Linked DNA regions of Mus musculus: region 2 is linked to region 1. The links are chromatin loops, found by intact Hi-C in ENCODE. Cell type or tissue: heart. All regions are shown on one strand. Links, peaks and the distances in the headings refer to the core of each region. The heading gives the core; the rest is flanking DNA. Region 1 overlaps Ankrd31 (ankyrin repeat domain 31). Region 2 overlaps Gm41028 (a long non-coding RNA gene).

The links. Peaks named below come from ENCODE experiments on the same cell type or tissue, not always from the same donor. Only the 100,000 strongest peaks of a DNase experiment are listed, where the experiment ranks them.
Region 2: a loop joins it to region 1, with 6 times the contacts of the local background. A loop is called at or near these places in 34 of 42 quality-filtered maps.

What each region holds. Positions count from the first base shown.
Region 1 is chr13:96,850,881-96,861,353 of GRCm38, forward strand. Ankrd31 (ankyrin repeat domain 31) reads left to right here. Exons shown (of 26, transcript NM_001370928.1): 17 at 776-913; 18 at 1,721-1,863. Among named protein-coding and RNA genes, the nearest start is that of Gcnt4, 69 kb to the right of the region's middle. In heart, for the core only: CTCF peaks have their summits at 2,566 (motif pointing right) and 4,506 (motif pointing right); no DNase peak of the experiment used is centred there.
Region 2 is chr13:97,046,729-97,057,201 of GRCm38, forward strand. It overlaps Gm41028 (a long non-coding RNA gene), which reads left to right. Exons shown (of 3, transcript XR_873824.1): 2 at 7,342-7,528. Among named protein-coding and RNA genes, the nearest start is that of 1700029F12Rik, 18 kb to the left of the region's middle. In heart, for the core only: a CTCF peak has its summit at 6,138 (motif pointing left); a DNase peak (open chromatin) is centred at 7,303; H3K27ac peaks cover 241 bases.

The DNA.
Region 1 (10,473 bases), core at 1,416-9,415:
TAGAGTTTCATGATCTATCCCAGGTGAACTCAAGGTTCTTTTGCCTCAGCCTCCCAACTGAGTGTTGGGATTGCAGGCATGCGCTAAAAAAGACAGCCTGAAAGTTTCTGTAATGCCAGAATTTGGTTATTTTAAGAAAAAGAATGTACTCCATTGTCACAGGACTACTGATCGAGATGAGTGTGGAACTGAAACAAGTTTGTTTTAACCAAGTGTTTGAATATTTGCTTGAATCAATGCAAACCACTGTTATTTCTTCTCAATCTAAGATTTGAACCAAAAGCAGCAATTTTTTCAGTCCAAGAAATCATAATACAGTTTTTTTAAAATTATTTTATAGCTCACTTAGCATGAATTAATTCTGAAAATTAACTGATATGTTCCCAGTTTAGAAACACCTTGAAGGAGACATCTAGTAAAAGCAAATATGATATCCAGTAGGTAGTATCAATTTTATCATTAAAACTTCCCAGTGTTTCCAGGAGTTTTATCTATTATATACCTTCTATATACTTAAATATAATCAGTTTGCAAGATTCTTAGCCAGTTATCTCAAACTCCTGTTCCTGTGACTCCCTACATAGTGATGGTCTCTTACCTGGAACTGTGACAAAAAATAAACACTCCATCTTTATTTTAAAAGAAAATAGTTACATGTTTAGTGTAGTACATCCTGTTTATAGTATTATCAGGAAATAAATCTATATTTTCTAAGGTCCTTTATAAACAATGAGCATTTTGCAGAAAATAAGGCTCAGATTTGCTATAATTACAGGCGTGAACACAACTGGAATCGGTAAGAGGAACAAGAAAGGAGAAAGTCAGCTCCATGTGGCTGCCAGAGGAGGAAATCTTTCCCGAGTGAAAGTGCTAATAGAAGCTAGAGCAGATGTGAATCTCAGAGATAATGCAGGTTTGAGGCCTTTTGACTGTTTGTCTTTTCATTTGAACTCACTGAAATACTGTTTTGTTTTGTTTTTTCCTTTGCCCCTAATTTTGATACTGGGTGATACTTAGCTAAGTTTGAACTGTATTTTTATACTACATTTTAGTTTGGTAAATTAGTGACTAATAAGATTTATCATCATTTCAATGACTGTCTCCTTTGAAACAGTTTTTATAATTAGGACATTCGGAAGGATGCACAGAGTGAGAAGGGCAGGGAGTTAGGTTTCTCCTGGGAAGCTCTAATCCCATTCCCTGATTCAGGAGGAAATGCAAAATGTCCCAACTCCTGTCTACTCTCTGCTCCCTTTATTTGACTCCCTCTTTTCCTCTTTTGTTCTTTCTTGTTCAAAACCTGTTCTAAAAATCATGTTTGTGACATTATGCTTATACAGAAAACAGTCTTGTGTAAATTAAAGAGGGAAATGCAAAGATTTAACTGAGTCGGGTGCCACTTTAAATAGAAACGTAGTAGCACTGCAAATCTGAGATAAGAAAGCTGGGTATTATCAAAACTAAGCTGAAATGATTAGCAGTTTTCCTGTTCCTGTTTTGCCACTTTTATCACCCTATTTAGGAAGAGATTACCCTTTTTCCAAAAATGAGGCTTTTATGTTTTAAAACAATACTTCTAAAATTATTTCCTATTCAATACTTAGTACATTTTCATGTATTTTAATAGTTATTGAGTTCACTAGCACAAGACCCCTCAAAACACAGATCCTGCATGCGTCTTAATGGTTATGGAGCAGCTTTGTTACTTTTTCTTTTCCAGGTTGGACTCCCCTTCACAAGGCAGCTAGTGGGGGATTTGATGATGTAATTATAGAGTTATTACAAGCCGGTGCAAATGTAAACTGTGAGAATATAGATGGGATTGTGCCTTTACATGGTGCTTCTGCGGGGAATCATTTAAAGGTAATGGTGCTTGTCTGTTTTCTTAGGAAAATGAGTGGAAATGAAAATATTTCAAGTGAGAGCTAACGTGATTGCTTATACTAACTAGTACATGTTTTTAAAGCCTGCTAAAATTATGAATGAAGATACAATGTTGTGTGGGCATTCAGTACACATATTAATGACTTATCTTTCCATTGTCTGTCACATGTCATGTAAGTCAGAAGAAAACAGTCTAGGAATCTAATTTTAATTTTAATTGTCTAAGATGATTCCACAAAGGGTCTGATATTAGTGATGACACATGTGACAGATATTTTGGTTCTTAAGACAGGATCTTAATGTGCAGCCAGTGCTGGCCTCAAATTTAGCTTCTGCTTCAACCGCCTGTGTTCCGGAAGACAGCATGATTCCGACACCCGTCTGAGGCATTCTTTTCTAACCTACAACTTCTCAGTAGTCCTGAGGGGAGGCTCGAAGTGATTGCTGCTTGATGTGTGCGGTGTTGTTTACTTTACTTTTTTCTACCAAGCAATTCAGTAAACATGCACAGGAAACTAAAAGGCCATTGTTTCAATGACACACTATTTCAAATATTGACCTTAAAACTCAAGAGTTTTGTTTCTAGGTTTTAAAAAGAGAATTGTTGTTGTTGTTGTTGTTTGTGTATGAGTGTTTTACCTGCATTTAATGTGTGTGTACCACATCCATGCAGTACCCTCAGAGACCAGAAGAGGACATCAGATTCCCTGGAACAGAAGTAACAGGGTTGTTACTTGCTGTGGTTGTTTGGAATCCTCCCTGGATCTTAACCACTGAGCCATCTCTCCTGCCCCAGAACTCACTGGTTTTAAACTCATCATCAGTACCCTTCGTCCTTCTTTTTCTTCTCCTCTTATCTTTTTGACAGATCTAGGGAGGAGAAGTCTTACTATTACCAAAAATAACACAGGGCTGAGGACACAACTCAGTCAGAAGACAAACTTGAGGACCTGAGTTCCATCCCTAGAACCCACATGAGGAAAACCCAATGTTGAGGGAATGGAAGTAGGCAGTTCTCTGGGGTCCACTGACCAGACTCCCTTGCCTAACCAGGATGCACCAGACTCCAGTGTCCCTGTCTCAGAGACCAGAGACCCTGTCTCACAAAACAAGGTTCAAGACTTATAATGAATGACTTTGGAGGGTGACCTCTGGCCTTCAACCATGTGTACATGTGCACACACACACACATGGACATGAACACGAAATGTTTTGAAACTCTCTTGAGTAGTTATTTATATGTATATAGCCTTAAGAACACAGTAATAATAACTTTGTAAATTTTCCCATGCTATTTCAGCCTAAAAATAGTCATATGTTACTGAATTTTATATTTACAGAGATAGGAGATATGAGCTAATATTAAGACCAAGATAGGTAGGCTTCTTTTGAGGAACTCTTTGGACTTTCATGTATTTAAAATAATAATGAATGAACAAATTCTTAAGAATCTGTTGTTTTTACAAGATCTGGCTAGTAAGCCAAATTGGTGAGTTATAATTAAGTGAGAAAAACTTTTTATTATCTGATTGATTAACTGAATGGGGGGTTATTGTTATAAGTATAAATACTACATGATGACATTCTCTGCCACATAAATAAATTTTAATAGTGGAGAAATCAATTTTAGACTATTATCCTAAAAATAAAAAGAGTACATTTTAACAATTCTATCATTGGTATTTGTATTGGACAGCTGGAGATGTTTTTGTTTTGGGGTTTTTTTTTTTGTTTTTTTTTCTTAATTTATTACATGTAAGTACACTGTAGCTGTCTTCAGACACTTCAGAAGAGGGAGTCAGATCTCATTACAGGTGGTTGTGAGCCACCATGTGACTTCTGGGATTTGAACTTCGAACCTCTGGAAGAGCAGTCGGGTGCTCTTACCCACTGAGCCATCTCACCAGCCTTGTTTTTTGGGTTTTTTTTTTTTTTTTGAGACATGGTTTCTCTGTATAGCCCTGGCTTTCCTGGAACTCACTTTGTAGACCAGGCTGTCCTGGAACTCAGAAATCTGCCTGCCTCTGCCTCTGCCTCCCAAGTGCTGGGATTAAAGACGTGTGCCACCACTGCCTGGCTTGGAGATGTTATTTTTTAAAAAACGTATAGAACTTAGTATATAGTGATAATCTTGTCTAAAATTGATCTCATCACTGCATTAATGTTACAGCTATGAACTATAAAGAAAAAAGACAGGTGGAATATGGAGGTATCTATGTAAGTGTTGTCTTGTGTTCTATTCTTCACAAAACATTATTCTCTTCCTAAACAAAACTACGAATATGCATCCCGTGTTTCTGCTTAGTGAAGCTATTTAGAGTGACTCAGTGCCCACTATTTTTATTATTGTTGTGTGTAGGTCTGTGTGTAAGTGAATTTTCATACCTGTGGAACCCAGAGGTCAATAGCAAGTTTCCTGCTTAATCATTATCCGTTTTAGTTTTGAGACTGGCTCTCTCAGTGGATATATAGTTTACTTACTGAGCTAAAGCGGCTGGTGAGAATACCACAGGCATCCTTATTACCCCCTCCGTCTTTGAGATTTTATTTATTTTATGTGTATTAGTGTTTTGCCTGCATTTGTGTCTATGCATCCTATACATGCAGTGCCCAAGAAGGCCAGAAGAGGGCATCAAATCCTTTAGAACTGGAGTTACAGATGGTAGTATGTTTTACTTTAATCTTTTTGGATGTGGATCTTTTAATGGCTGAGCCATTTCTGCACCCTATCCTAATTTTTAAATTAGTAAATATGGAGCACAGACATTTTGAATAAATAAGGGTTAAGAGAATTTGTTTCCTAATTTGTTGCATTCAAAATATTAACGTATAAAGCCGAATACTGGCTCAGTGTTTAAGAGCACAGACTATACCTTCCAGACTATACCCACATGGCAGCTCACAACCATCTGTAATTCCGGATTCAGATGATCAGATGCTCTGAGGGCACTGCATGCTCATGGTGCATAGAAAGCAAAATGCGAATACACATAAAAAATAATATGCAGCAAAATACCCATATACGTACAATAAAATAATAATTTCCTGATGTCTTTGCAAAACACATGAAACTCAAGAAGGAGGAAGACCAAAGTGTGGATACTCTGTTCCTTCTTAGAATGGGGAACAAAATACCCATGGAAGGAGTTACAGAGACAAAATTCGGCGCTAAGACGGTAGGAAGAACCATCCAGAGACTGCCCTACCCGGGGATCCATCCCATAAACAACCACCAAACCCAGATACCATTGCATATGCCAGAAAGATTTTGCTGACAGGACCCTGATATAGCTGTCTCTTGCGAGGCTATGCGAGTGCCTGGCAAATACAGAAGTGGATGCTCACAGTCATCTATTGGATGGAACACAGGGCCCCCAATGGAGAAGCTAGAGAAAGCACCCAAGGACCTGAAGGGGTCTGCAACCCTATAGGAGGAATAACAATATGAACTTACCAGTACCCCACCCCCTACCCCCCCAGAACTGTAACTCTAGTTGCATATGTAGCAGAAGATGGCCTAGTCAGCCATCAATGGAAGGAGAGGCCCTTGGTCTTGAGAAGATCATATGCCCCAGTACAGGGGAATGCCAGAGCCAGGAAGCAGGAGTGGGTGGGTTGGGGAGCAGAGCAGTGGGAGGGTATAGGAAACTTTCAGGATAGCATTTGAGATATAATGAAGAAAAGGTCTAAAAAAAATAATAATTTCCTAATGTCAAAGTTCTTTAGTAAGAAGAAAGACTGTGCTACAAGGAAGAGTAGATTATAAAAGATGAGATTCTATATGTGATAATTAGGTAAACTTAAAGAATTTCACTTTGTACATATCTTCAAAAGAAAAGGTTAAATGCTTGGAAGAAAATAATATTGTACTGTGGCACTCATGTATTTGAGTAAAGTAAAAGATAAGAGTGGCCAAAAGAAATGGGTTGTGAGAAATTGAAATAATCAATTGTAAATTTCATACAATAAAGTTATTTACTATTAGAAGAGTATGTGACAAATTAAAAATGTCTCATTGACTAAGTACCAAGGCATGGTGACTTCTGATCCCTACATCCACCTGTTATGAAAGAAGCGAAAAGGGGGCAAGAGAATGTGTACAGAGGCAGAGGAGAGTAGACTGTGCTGCCCCAGAGTGCTCTGGTGTTTAGTTATGTGCGGGTTTGTTTCCCTTCAGCTAAGAGGGAACACGGGAAGCTAATGGGAAAGAAATAAAAATAATTATATTTTCTCTTATACCGATTCTAGATTTAATTATATATACGTGGGACCATTAGGACAAGAAGGAAACCAGCCAGAGGGAGGAGGAGGAATGAGCAAGGGAAGTGGTGTGTGTGTGTGTGTGTGTGTGTGTGTGTGTGTGTGTGTGTGTTTGTGTGTGTGTGTGTATAAGAGCAAGGCTCAATAATATACATGCATGAAAATTTCATAATAAAACCTATTATTTTGTATTCTGAGAAATTTATTTAAAATTTGTAAAGCAATAAAATTCTAAGCCCAATGAACAATAATTTGTCTGAAACTATAATAGATAATACCTAAAAATGATTTTAATAGAGAAATATGTCTTATAAAAAGTAATGCTGTGATTTAAATACAATTAAGTTACAATTAAACTTAAGCTAATAAAAATATATTTGGAAAAATTATTAAAATATAATGTTGACTCTAGAAATGTATACAACTATAACATGACCAAACAGAATTTATATCAGGAATCTGAGATTAGTCTTTTGAAAGTCAGTATAATCTATCAAATTAACAGACTGAAAACAGAAAATGCCTGGTTATTTGGAAAAATGAACTGTGTCCATGGATTAAATACTTACTGTTGCTTATGTGTTTGTTCTTAACTAAGTTAGCAAATGGATTCAGTGAGATGCAGAATCTCAAGAGATTTTCATAAAACTAATAGGCTTGTTTTGACATTTATACGGAACTGAGAAGAATGTGAAATAGCTGAGACAGGTTGAAAGTGCAGTCTTAGTTCATGCCGTCTATAGAGTTGTGGATCCTTACTCTGTACCTGTAATAGTAAAGACAAGCACATCAGGCCAGAGTATCTCAGCAATAGCACCACTGACATTTGGAGATGACTCCACAGCCTCTGCTTGTGAGAACCAGACTGTCTCCAGACATTGATGAATATGTCGTGCTGCATACATACTGTGGGGCACAAAAAAAAACCCACCCCAATTAAGGACCACTGAGTTCTATACACAAATCAATTGGACAGAAAGCAGCATGTAGAAATAGACCCACAAATGTGATCAGCTGATTTCCGACATGATACAGAGATGATTTGGATAGAATGGAAATTTTTAGATTTTTATTTGCAAATTTTATAATCCCTTATCTTTTACTATATATAAAAAAATAACTTAAAATGGGTCATGGACCTGAAAGAGTTAATTAAGGCAACTTCCTTAAGAAAACAGAAGAAAATTTCATGATTTTTCAGATAGGCAAATACTTCTTAAATAGAGTCTAATAGGCATCATTTACCAACTCTGGTAAGTTAAACTATGAAAATAGAAAAAATAAAAAACCCTTCAAAGCCGTGAGTAAAGTCAAAGAGGATGACTAAGGCTATGGGCAGCTCTATTTCCTACGTCATGTTTGTGATAAATAGTCCTGTCTGTTGGCTCAGTGACTTTTAAATGTCTCCTTTGTCTCTTTATATAAGCAGAAAGATAAAATCTATTGTCACATAGTGTGCATCCATTTTACTCAAATACTGACCATAGTTTTGCTATCAGATGTTTCCATAGTTTTGGATCTCTGGCTCTTGGCCTGATTCACTCATAATGTATTCTAATGGTTAGCTCTTCTTAATTTTGTTAAATTACAAACTTTTAATGTGCAACTTCTTTTAAACTTACTTTATTTTTTTTTATTTTATCTATGTGTGTGTGCCTGAGTGTATTTGTGTACCACATGTGTGCAGGAACCTGTTGAGATCAGAAGACATGTTGGATCTCTTAGAACTAGAGCTACAACCAGTTGTGATTAACCACCGTGTTAACATACAACTTTTTGTTTTAGTTTAGTTTAATTTTTATTACATCCATTTGTGTTGGGGGGGCTATATGTATGGGCACTTGTAGGGTAATCATGGCATGCACAGAAGTTCAAGGGTAACCTGTAGTAGTAGATTTTCTTCTATTATGTGGATCCCAGGTATCAAACTCAGGTTATCAGGCTTGGCAGCAAGCACCTTTATCCACTGAGCCAATTCTCTAGCCCTCCTAACACTCAATGTTGAGTAGCTGAGGGTAATCTTATTTATGTTAGAAATGCTTGGTCATTTGTTTTCCTTCTGTAAAATGCCAGAGTTAGAATAGATCATTTGTAAGTGCTACCTCCATCTTTGATATCTTATGATCATAACTACTAGAATATGTATTTCTATAGAGAAAATTTTAGGTTGGCTATTAGGTTGGTAGGTTAATTTCCCTGAGATGCTCATGCAAATAGAGCTTCATTAACTACAGTGGATTGGTAACTTGCAGTATAAATGTACTAAAATGTAGTCCAGAGGCAAGGCTTACCATCTTCTTTACTCTGTCCCCCTGCTGGTTGGGCTGTACAGTAGGGCTGTATCAGTGATTCCACATTTTCATACAAATGACTCAATCTGCACTGTGTACACCTGTGCTGTCCAGTACAAAAGCTAGGAACCACATTTTGCTATTTGAATTTGAATTAATTTAATAAAGAATTATGTTGGTCTTGCCCAACACCCGCAAGGGCCCACACGGGACTCCCCACGGGACCCTAAGACCTCTGGTGAGTGGACCACAGTGCCTGCCCCAATCCAATCGCGCGGAACTTGAGACTGCGGTACATAGGGAAGCAGGCTACCCGGGCCTGATCTGGGGCACAAGTCCCTTCCGCTCGACTCGAGACTCGAGCCCCGGGCTACCTTGCCAGCAGAGTCTTGCCCAACACCCGCAAGGGTCCACACGGGACTCCCCACGGGACCCTAAGACCTCTGGTGAGTGGATCACAGTGCCTGCCCCAATCCAATCGCGCGGAACTTGAGACTGCGGTACATAGGGAAGCAGGCTACCCGGGCCTGATCTGGGGCACAAGTCCCTTCCGCTCGACTCGAGACTCGAGCCCCGGGCTACCTTGACAGCAGAGTCTTGCCCAACACCCGCAAGGGCCCACACGGGACTCCCCACGGGACCCTAAGACCTCTGGTGAGTGGAACACAGCGCCTACCCCAATCCAATCGCGTGGAACTTGAGACTGCGGTACATAGGGAAGCAGGCTACCCGGGCTTGATCTGGGGCACAAACCCCTTCCACTCCACTCGAGCCCCGGCTACCTTGCCAGCTGAGTCGCCTGACACCCGCAAGGGCCCACACAGGATTCCACACGTGATCCTAAGACCTCTAGTGAGTGGAACACAACTTCTGCCAGGAGTCTGGTTCGAACACCAGATATCTGGGTACCTGCCTTGCAAGAAGAGAGCTTGCCTGCAGAGAATACTCTGCCCACTGAAACTAAGGAGAGTGCTACCCTCCAGGTCTGCTCATAGAGGCTAACAGAGTCACCTGAAGAACAAGCTCTTAACAGTGACAACTAAAACAGCTAGCTTCAGAGATTACCAGATGGCGAAAGGCAAACGTAAGAATCCTACTAACAGAAATCAAGACCACTCACCATCATCAGAACGCAGCACTCCCACCCCACCTAGTCCTGGGCACCCCAACACAACCGAAAATCTAGACCCAGATTTAAAAACATTTCTCATGATGATGATAGAGGACATCAAGAAGGACTTTCATAAGTCACTTAAAGATTTACAGGAGAGCACTGCTAAAGAGTTACAGGCTCTTAAAGAAAAGCAGGAAAACACAGCCAAACAGGTGATGGAAATGAACAAAACCATACTAGAACTAAAAGGGGAAGTAGACACAATAAAGAAAACCCAAAGCGAGGCAACGCTGGAGATAGAAACCCTAGGAAAGAGATCTGGAACCATAGATGCGAGCATCAGCAACAGAATACAAGAAATGGAAGAGAGAATCTCAGGTGCAGAAGGTTCCATAGAGAACATCGACACAACAGTCAAAGAAAATACAAAATGCAAAAGGATCCTAACTCAAAACATCCAGGTAATCCAGGACACAATGAGAAGACCAAACCTACGGATAATAGGAATTGATGAGAATGAAGATTTTCAACTTAAAGGGCCAGCTAATATCTTCAACAAAATAATAGAAGAAAACTTCCCAAACATAAAAAAAGAGATGCCCATGATCATACAAGAAGCATACAGAACTCCAAATAGACTGGACCAGAAAAGAAATTCCTCCCGACACATAATAATCAGAACAACAAATGCACTAAATAAAGATAGAATATTAAAAGCAGTAAGGGAGAAAGGTCAAGTAACATATAAAGGAAGGCCTATCAGAATTACACCAGACTTTTCACCAGAGACTATGAAAGCCAGAAGAGCCTGGACAGATGTTATACAGACACTAAGAGAACACAAATGCCAGCCCAGGCTACTATACCCGGCCAAACTCTCAATTACCATAGATGGAGAAACCAAAGTATTCCACGACAAAACCA
Region 2 (10,473 bases), core at 1,530-9,529, 200 kb after region 1:
ATACACAGGCACACACATATATGTATATACACACATGCACACACACATATATGTATATACACACAGGCACACACACAGGCACACACACACACATATATGTATATACACACATGCACACACAGGCACACACATATGTATATACATACATGCACACACACACAGGCACACACACATCTATGTATTACACACATGCACATACACATATGCACACACACATAAGTATATACACACATGCACACACACATATATGTATATACACACATGCACATATACACATGCACACACACACACATACATATGTATATACACACATGCACACACACAGACACACATGTGATAGTGGGGAAAGCCTCACTCAACTCCCGATTCGGCTTGCACCCAACAATCACGAACAGACGACCATCTTGATGTAAATACATGAGGACGTTTAATTATGGAGCTCCGGACCAAAATGCATCCCACACAGGAGATAACGGATGTCGGCCATGAGGCTCGAAAGCTAGGGGTTTTTATGGGGTAAGGAGCTTAGGGGTGTGGAATTCAGCATAGCGACACACTATTGACTTATTTAAACATTAACAGAAAGATTACATGTTAGCAAAAGGTCATCAGGACTTTGTTCCTGTGGGCTGGGGGCTTATCTTTGTTCACATAGCAACCAGTTGATGTATGACTTTATCCCGAGTCAAGGGGCAGTAGACAGAGGGGAGGTTCCGGCCAGGTGGTGTTGACCCAGACAAGATAGCCCTGCTTGTACAATCAAGCTGTTCTTAGGAATGTCTTAACAACAGCCCTGTCTGTTCTGCTTTGTTCTCGGCCCCAGGCCAGGGACTCATAGACAACTCTTTTACATGAATCACAAGATACAAAATCTCATTTTTTTTCACATGCACTGGCTCACTTTTGTCCTCTGCAGATTCTTCACAAATGCCATCCTTTCAGTAACACAGGGCCCCCGTCCTTTTTGTTTTTTTTAGTGACAGCTTTACTGAGGTGTAATTTACATACAATAAAATCTGAACTTTTAAATGATATAATTCAGTGTTTTTAATATACTGACAAGGCTGTATGTACATCATCACTATCAAATTCTAGAATATTTACCAGAGGCCAAAAAGAAACACAGCCGGGCATGGTGGCGCACGCCTTTAATCCTAGCACTCAAGAGGCAGAGTCAGGCGGATTTCTGAGTTTGAGGCCAGCCTTGTGTACAGAGTGAGTTCCAGGACAGCCAGGAGACCCTGTCTCGAAAACAAAACAAAACAAAGAGTGGCTGACAGCCAATTACTGGGGAGAATAGAGGCAGGCAGGGCTTTCGTTACTGGACTGAGAGTCGCAGGGAGGGGTCATGAGGACTAGGGAAGGGAGAACAGGAGAGAGAGGAGAGAGGAGAAAGAAGACAGAGAAAGCTGGAGTTCTCTATTAGATGGGATAGACCAGGGGCACATGGCTGTGAGAAGGGCATCCTGTGGACAGACTGATGGAGCATAAGTAACCCTGGGGAAATGCAAACAGCAAGGAATTTGGGGAGCACATCTGAGAAACAGCCAGTTTAGCATAGAAAAGTAGGTTAGGGTAATCGCCTAGTAATTGTACTGAAGCTGATTAAATAAATCAATAGGACTATGGCTCAATTTGGGAGGAAGCTGTCCAAGTGATAGTAAGAACTAACAGAGTTGCTAAATACCATACAGCAACATGAGCATAGACTAGCGAAAGGCTTAACATGTGTTCCGCCTCTGTGGGCATCTAAGGACTCTTACAGGGTCCTCTGGCATGGAATTTGCGCACACACACACACACACACACACACACACACACACACACGTGCAGATGCCAGAAGAGGCCAGAGGTGTTAAATTCCCCTGGAGCTGAAATTACAGGTGGTTGTAAACCCCATAATTGTGGGTGTTGTAAATTGAACTCAGGTCCTCTGGAAGAGCAGTGCATGCTCTTAACTGCGGAGCCATCTCCCTGGCCCCGAACTAATTAATAATAATCTTTTCAGAGCTCCTACAAATATCCATTTTTCACACCTCTGACATTTTTACCTTGTCTTAGAAACCACGTTGCATTTCTTAAAGGTAGAATATTTTTCCCTCAGATATCAAAAATGAATTATGTTGGTATGTATCATCCCAGTCATAGTGATAGAATATCCTAACCAGGGACTGGAAAGATGGCTCAGCGGCTAAGTGTTGAGGCGGAAGACTCCCAGCACACAAGCTGGATAGTTCACAACCATCTGCGGCTTCACAACCCGTTCCAGGAGATCCAGTGCCCTCTTCCAGCTCCTAAGTGTCCTGCACTCATGTGCACAGGCCACACATAAACACACACATAACTTAAAATAAAAAACAGAAAACCAAAAAAAAAAAACCAAAAAAAAAACCAAAAAAAAAAAAAAAAAAAAAAACCAGAAAAGAACACTCTAACCATTCTATTGTGTAATATACCCAGAATTCCTACAGGCCTTATCTTTGTTCCTTCTCTGGTTCTATCCAAACCTCAAGTCTGCAGAGGAAAGCCATCCTGTCCTTCTTCAGTGCTTGGCCACCAACCCTAGTACCTGTGTGTCTGCTGTTTTGGAGAGCCCACCACTTTCTAGGCTATCTGTCCGTGGAAAGATGGCCCTTGTTAGAGTCAAGCCGTGAATGCTAACATGAAGAAATCATACAATGTGTGCTCTTCCTGTGCATGGCTTCTCTCACTAGGGTCATTTTTAGTTTTAACTAGGTTTTCGCATTTATCTGTAGCTTGATCCTTTATCTTCCTAGGTAAGCATTCTCTTGTATAAATATAACAGACTTTACTGACTTACCAGCTGGTAAATATTTAGGTTGCTTCTACTTTGGAGCTACTATGACCAGCCTGCTAACATGAACACTTAGAAATATATCTTTCAGCCGGGCGTGGTGGCACAAGCCTTTAATCCCAGCACTCGGGAGGCAGAGGCAGGTGGATTTCTGAGTTCGAGGCCAGCCTGGTCTACAGAGGGAGTTCCAGGACAGCCAGGGCTATACAGAGAAACCCTGTCTCGAAAAAAGCAAAAAAAGAAAAGAAAAAAAAAAAAAAAAGAAATACATCTTTGGGGGCTGATGGCTTAGTGGGTAAGAGCACTGACTGCTCTTCTGAAGGTCCTGAGTTCAAATCCCAGCAACCACATGGTGGCTCACAACCATCTGTAATGAGAATTGACACCCTCTTCTGGTATGTATGAAGACAGCAACAGTGTACTTATTTATAATAATAAATAAATCTTTTTTTTTTAAAAGAAATATATCTTTGTATGGGAATGTTTTTACTTTGTTGTACGAATACCCAGAATTGCTAGTTCATATGGTAAACATATTGCTTTAAAAATATTAGTTTTCAGCCGGGCGTGGTGGTGCATGCCTTTAATCCCAGCACTTGGGAGGCAGAGGCAGGCGGATTTCTGAGTTCGAGGCCAGCCTGGTCTACAAAGTGAGTTCCAGGATAGCCAGGGCTACAAAGAAACCCTGTCTCGAAAAACCAAAAAAAAAAAAAAAAAAAAAATTTAGTTTTATCTGTATGGAAAAGCCAACAGATGAGAAGAGCATTATCTTTAAAAAGTTTGTTACAGTATGTAAGAAAGAGGGGTGGGCACGCTACACTACATGGACCTTGAGAAGTACCAGGGTTGGTCAAGAGGAGACTGTGTTAGCATTCGGTCTAAGCTCCACCCCACAGTTACCTGGCAACAGCCAGGTATGCCTGACTCACTAAAAAAGGGGCTGCTTCCCCCCCCCCCCTCTCTTGCTCTTGCCTTCCTGTTCCCGCTCCTCTTCCTCTCTCTCTCTCTCTCTTCATCTCTCTCTCTCTCTCTCTCTCTCTCTCCTCTCTCTCTCTCTCTCCTCTCTCCTCTCTCCTCTCTCTCTCTCTCTCCTCTCTCCTCTCTCTCCCCCACCCCATGCCCTGAATAAACTCTATTCTATACTATACCAAAGTGTGACTGGTCCCTCAGGGGGAAGGGATGCCTTAGCATTGGCCCACTGAGGCACCTCCTTCCCCCAGACCTCACCACACATCCACCAAATATCCCCCTTCTCTTTATCTTTTGTTTGTTGTTGGTTTTCGAGACAGGGTTTCTCTGTATAGCCCTGGCTGTCCTGGAATTCATTCTGTAGACCAGGCGGGCCTCGAACTCAGAAATCCGCCTGCCTCTCTGGGATTAAAGGCGTGCGCCACCATGCCCGACTATGCGGGTATTTTAAAAAACAACTTTCAATGAGGTCCAAATAGTTGCTTTGGCAGAGTGGGGGACATATTTTCATTAAGATCTTTCAGTCATGTTTTGAGCACCGACTATCTGCTAAGTATACATCCCCAGCCCACAAGCTCCCCTCTATCAGGGCCAGCTCTCTCCCAAAGCAATGCAGGCAGGTGTGTGAGACCCCTCTCTTGCTTCCCACAGGACTCTGCTCTGCCCTGCTCTGCCCATCACTGCTTCCTAACTTCCACTGTCAGCCAATCTCTCCCTCTCTGCAGGCGTCTTCCCTTTGCCTGATCACCACGTGCAAGGACTCCCACCTTGGCACACTGACCGGCCAACTTTGGCTCCTTTCCCTGGATTCTGAGCTCATCCCTTGGCGCAGAGCATCACTGGGGTGCTATCCGCTACTAATGAGCCCTCTTTAGGCTTGGTTCCAGGACCTCGCATGTGCACTTGTTGGCTTCCTTTGCATAGCACAGCTTGGGCACACAGTGCCAGCCCTGGTGCAGAATAGATGGTTAGGGGTCAGAAGTACAAATACAGAATTCAGTAACCTGAATACAAAGGAGATAGTCAAAAAGGTGATGCCAAAGGGAGGCAGGACCATTATTGATACAGGGAAGGAAATGGTGATGTATTTGGTGTCACACGCGTGAAGTTTATAGAAATAGCAGTAAAGTACTGTGGGAAGATTAATCACGATGCATAAACATTTCAATATAAGGAGAAAGGATTAGCTGGGCAGTGGTGGCGCACACCTTTAATCCCAACACTTGGGAGGCAGAGGCAGGAGGATTTCAGAGTTTGAGGCCAGCCTGGTCTACAAAGTGAATTCCAGGACAGCCAGGGCTACACAGAGAAACCCTGTCTCGAAAAATAAAAAAATAAAATAAAATAAAATAAAATAAAATGAAGAAGAAAAAAAAGGAGAAAGGCTTTGGAGTTAATATGTGTTAGGCTGGCATTCTGGCTCTTTGTCATTAGTCGAAAGGCTTGAGCAAGTGATCTCAGGTTTCTGAGCCTCAGTTTTGCCATCTGAAAAATGGGGTTATAGGACTTGAGAGATGGCTCAGCAGTTAAGAGCACTTGCTGCTTTTCTAAAAGGCCTGGATTTAGTTCTCAACCCCCACATGGTAGATCACAAACACCTGTCATTCCAGTTCTAGGCAATCCAATGACATCTTTTGACCTCCAGACATGCATGTGGACAAAACAACTATACATGTAAAATAAATGTGTGTGTGTATCTGTATGTATGTATGTATATGTGTGTCTGTCTGACTATGTATGTATGTATATGTGTGTATGTGCATGTATATGTATATATGAATTCTTTGTATGTATATTTGAATTCTAGTTTCTTGTTCGTGACTCAGGCTGCTCTGCTCTGGGGTCTGCTGCCATGCAGAAATTCCTCTGTGGAACTAAGCCTGAGTCCTTTCCATTCATGTGGGGTTTTTTTTGTTTGTTTGTTTGTTTTTTTTTTGTTTTTTGGAGACATGGTTTCTCTGTGTAGCCCTGGCTGTCCTGGAACTCACTCTGTCGACCAGGCTGGCCTCGAACTCAGAAATCCACCTGCCTCTGCCTCCCAAGTGCTGGGATTAAAGGTGTGCGCCACTGCTCCCAGCCATTCATGTGGTTTTGAGTTGCTTTGCTTCTCTCTGTCCTCCCGAATCATTTTCCACGGGCTCTTTCCTCAGAGACTGCTTCCAGGAGTCCCCGGCAAGGCGTTGGTTCTGCTTATTAATTTTTGTTCCGAGCACACGTAATCCTGTAGTTGGGGTGGGTGCAGGTGATAGCAGAGGTGTTCTCAGGCTTGAGCAAAGCTGGGTTGAGTGGGCCAGCATCAAATCTCCATGATGGAATTCTTCCGAACGCTCATCGCCCTCTTGTGGCAATTGATCATATTGCAGATGGTTGGGGAATCCATCACTCTGAATCCTAAAAGAATTTCTTTTGTGGCCAGCACTATCCTCACGGAGTGAGCAACAGCGTCTAGTGTGCTAAGCCCCTTCTAGCTTACCAAAGGTTGTTACCGTCGCATAACTGACACATCCTGTCAGGCACAGATGTTGAGAGAGATACCTAAGATTTCTGATATGGACTATGGGATGGAATGGGGTTGAGAAAAGCAAACAGAGGAGAGAGTTGTTGAGTTTTATTTTTTAGATCAAGAATGAAATGTAGTCTTCGGGGGCTGGAGAGATGGCTCAGCGGTTAAGAGCACTGACTGCTCTTCCAAAGGTCCTGCGTTCAAATCCCAGAAACTACATGGTGGCTCACAACCATCTGTAATAAGATCCGATGCCTTCTTCTGGTGTGTCTGAAAACAGCTACAATGTACTTACATATAATAAATAATTAAATAAATAAATAAATCTTAAAAAAATAATGTAGGCTTCGACAGTTTAGATTTGAGATGTTTGTGGAAAAGCAAACTGAAATGTTTGAAAGACCGTTGGTAGTTGGCTCTGAATCTCCCAAGGAGTGACCAGAGCTGGAAATAACATTTGAATATAGTTGAAACCAAAGAATAAAGACAGACAATCAGGACCACGGGGAAGAGGAATGATACATGCTAATGAAAAATGTTAACAGACGAAACGTAAACAGAGCTGGCTTCCTGGTCAGGGGAAAAAGATTGTGTGCATTCCAAGTTGATTCTAACGCAGGAAGAAGTATGTTTATTCCTTCAAGAAAGAAGCGCTTGCAGTGTCCACACTTCATTTCTTACACAGTAACTTCAGAGTAAAGATTTCATGGCACAAAGTTTTGGGGAAGTGTAGAGTCTTCCTGGAGCATCGTCTGTCTGGAGTAGATTTCAGATATAAACTGGACGGCGGAAAAGGCTACTTTCATTCTCAAGAAATGTTTGCAGAGTGAACACTTCTTTGCAAACCCCAAGAATGTGGTAAAGCAGAAACCAGGTCTAAGCACTCCTGGCCAGACAGAAACCTGCCTGACCCCATGGGAAGGGAGTCCCAGCCATCTGGGCCAGGCTGGGCTTTCCCACCGGAAGCAGCTTTGGAATTCTCCCAGCATGCGCTTGGGCTGGCCAACCTGTCCAGTGAAGCGCCATGGCTTCTTGCCCATCTTGATCTCCACAGGTTTGGACAGGGCCGCCCTGTGCTTGGCTGAGGACTTGCTTCGTGGGGACGGCTGTTCCTTTTGTTCTCCTGGCAGCATTACAGTGTCCTCAACAGAGCAGAAGGGACTGACCACAGAGGAGCCTGGAGGTTAATTTTTCATCAGTAAGACTGACACCGTGGCCTCGCAAGAGACGACAATGCTTAGGTAATGTGGTCTGAATGCTTGTGTTTCATAGAACAGTGAATCAATTCAGTTCATCAAACAGACAGGGCATCCTGTGAAAACGTCCATTCATTTATTGGGGCCTACTTAATTTTATGAGAGAGAAAGAGGTGTAATTCTGCCAAGTATGTGAAATTCAGCATTTGAAAAAAAACAGGTGGCCATGGGAGGCAGGGTAGATAATGAAAAAGTAAAATGCTATTTAACTTCACAGTGCTCCCTACCTGCTAAGCATTGAGGGTGTTTTGGTTAGTTGGTTGGTTGGTTTTGGGTTTGGTGAGGTTAGTTAGCTCTCCCCTGCTCCAACCCCTTCTATGTGCATGCATATGTGTTGTGGTTATGATGCTGGGGCTCAAATTTGAGCCCTGCTCTTGTTGGCAAGCATACCACAACTGAGCTGTGCCCCCATCCCTCCACACTAATTTAAATATATTAAAATATATCACAAGTCAATACATATATTAATGTTTGATTATCTTAATTTTATAGAGAAAAAAAAAAAAACACCAAGAAGCAGAAAGCAGAAGGGGGCTGGGCATGGTGGCGCACGCTTTTGATCCCAGCACTCAGGAGGCAGAGGCAGGCGGATTTCTGAGTTCCAGGCCAGCCTGGTCTACAGAGTGAGTTCCAGGACTGCCAGGGCTATACAGAGAAACCCTGTCTCAAAAGAACAAACAAACCAAAAAACCAAAAAACCAAAACAAAACAAAAAACAAATAAAACAAAACAAAACAAAACAAAACAAAAAAACAAAGAAAGAAAGAAAGAAAGAAAGAAAGGAAGGAAGGAAGGAAGGAAGGAAGGAAGGAAGAAAGAAAGAAAGAAAGAAAGAAAGAAAGAAAGAAAGAAAGCAAGCAAGCAGAAGGGATTATAAAAGAAAGAAGCCAGGGAGTGATGGTGCATGCCTTTAATCCCAGAACTCAGGAGGCAGAGGCTGGAGGATACCTTGAGTTCAAGGTCAGTTTAGCCTACAGAGTAAGTGTGTGTGTGGGTGTGTGTGTGTGTGTGTGTGTGTGTGTGTGTGTGTATGTATGTGTATCTTGGATACTGGAAGAATCCAACTGAGACATTGGCGGGGCTGTGGAAATGGGTTTGGTGGTACCTCTGGGTGGGCAGAGGCAGGGGGACCTTTGGGATTAATTGACCAATCAGCTTGCTTGGCAAGTTCCAGTTCAATGAGAGACACTGCTTGGAGAAAAAAGTGGTGGGGGCTGATGTTGGGGAAGGTCTCAGTGGCTAAGAACACTGACTTTGAGAGGACCTGGGCTCAATTCCCAGCAACCACAGAGTGTCATGAATGTCTGTACTGTCAGTTCCAGGGGCTCTGATTTCTTCTGTCTTTCAAGGGTACCAAGTACACACTGGTCCACAGACAGACAGACAGACAGACTCACACACACAAACAGACAGACAGACTCACACACACAGAGACAGACAGACAGACAGCAGGGGGTTATGATTTAAGAATAAGTTAATGCACTCACTTTGGAGAACAGGTTGAAAGTAGCTAATAGTCAGCCATTGCCATAAGAATGTGACATTAATAATCCCAGCACTTGGGAGGCAGAGGCAGGCAGATTTCTGAGTTCGAGGCCAGCCTGGTCTACAAAGTGAGTTCCAGGACAGCCAGGGCTACACAGAGAAACCCTGTCTTGAAAAAAAGAAGAAGAAGGAGAAGGAGGAGGAGGAGGAGGAGGAGGAGGAGGAGGAGGAGGAGGAGGAGAAGAAGGAGGAGGAGGAGGAGGAGGAGGAGGAGAAGAAGAAGAAGAAGAAGAAGAAGAAGAAGAAGAAGAAGAAGAAGAAGAAGAAGAAGAAGAAGAAGAAGAAGAAGACATTAAAAACATCCCAAGTATTCTGAGAGCTTAGTCTTGTGGTGAAGGCCTCTAATGTCCAAGCTAAGGAGGCTGAGGAAGGTGGATCACAAGTTTGAAGCCGTCTGCCTGGAACTAGAGAGCAAGACCCCTGTCTCCAAAATAACAAAGGCAAACAAAATCCCAGCAACAAAACACTCCGTGATGTATTAAACATCCTTTTGATGCAACTCGAGAGGAAAAGAGATTAATGAACTGAGGAAACGTTGATAAGTCTAATATCGTGAGTGCTCACTAATGCCATTTAAAGAGTGCCAAGAGGGGCTGAGAAGACAGTTCGAGGCTAAGACCATTTGCCTCACAGACATGAGGCTCTGGCTTTTATTCCAGCACAGTGACCGTCAGTGAAAGGGAGAAATGCAGCATGATGCTTTTTCTACAAAGAGCTGGAGATGTAGCTCAGTTGGCAGAGTTCACTCCCAGCACGAGTGAAGCTTTGGACTTGAGTCCCCGTCCCCGTCCTCCACCCACCCCCCCTCCGCATACACTGGGCAGAGTAGTCTATGCCTACAGTCCCAACATGGGACAGAGAGACAGAAGACTCCGAACTTCAGACACCTCTATAGCCACATAGTGAGTGCCAGGCCAGTATGAGATAGCCAAGACCTTGGAGAGGAAAGGAGATAGAAGGAAGAAGGGGATGGGAAGGGAGGACACAGAAATTAAATATGTGTTTCTCATGGTCTTGGGTGCTGGAAGTCTGTGGTCAGGCTGCCAGTGTGGGATTTCCCAGGCCTTCTTCCAGGTCTATATCATCTACCTCAGACACCCTCACATGGCAGAGAGCAGAGAAGGAAAGCAATTCCTCATGAGACGCTTATGTGAGCACCAATCCCATTAATGAGAGGTGCACCCCACGACCTCGTTTGGTTCTCTTGATTTTTTACCTCCTAATACCATCTAAGAGGGTTGTTGCCTGAGGTGTCTTCACATGTTTCAGGAACACGTTGACATTCAGTAGCCATCGTAGCTATCCAGGTCCCCACAGAGGAAAGTTTCAAGGACCTCTTCATATCAGCGACCTCATACATTTCTTTATCACTGCTTGACTTATGT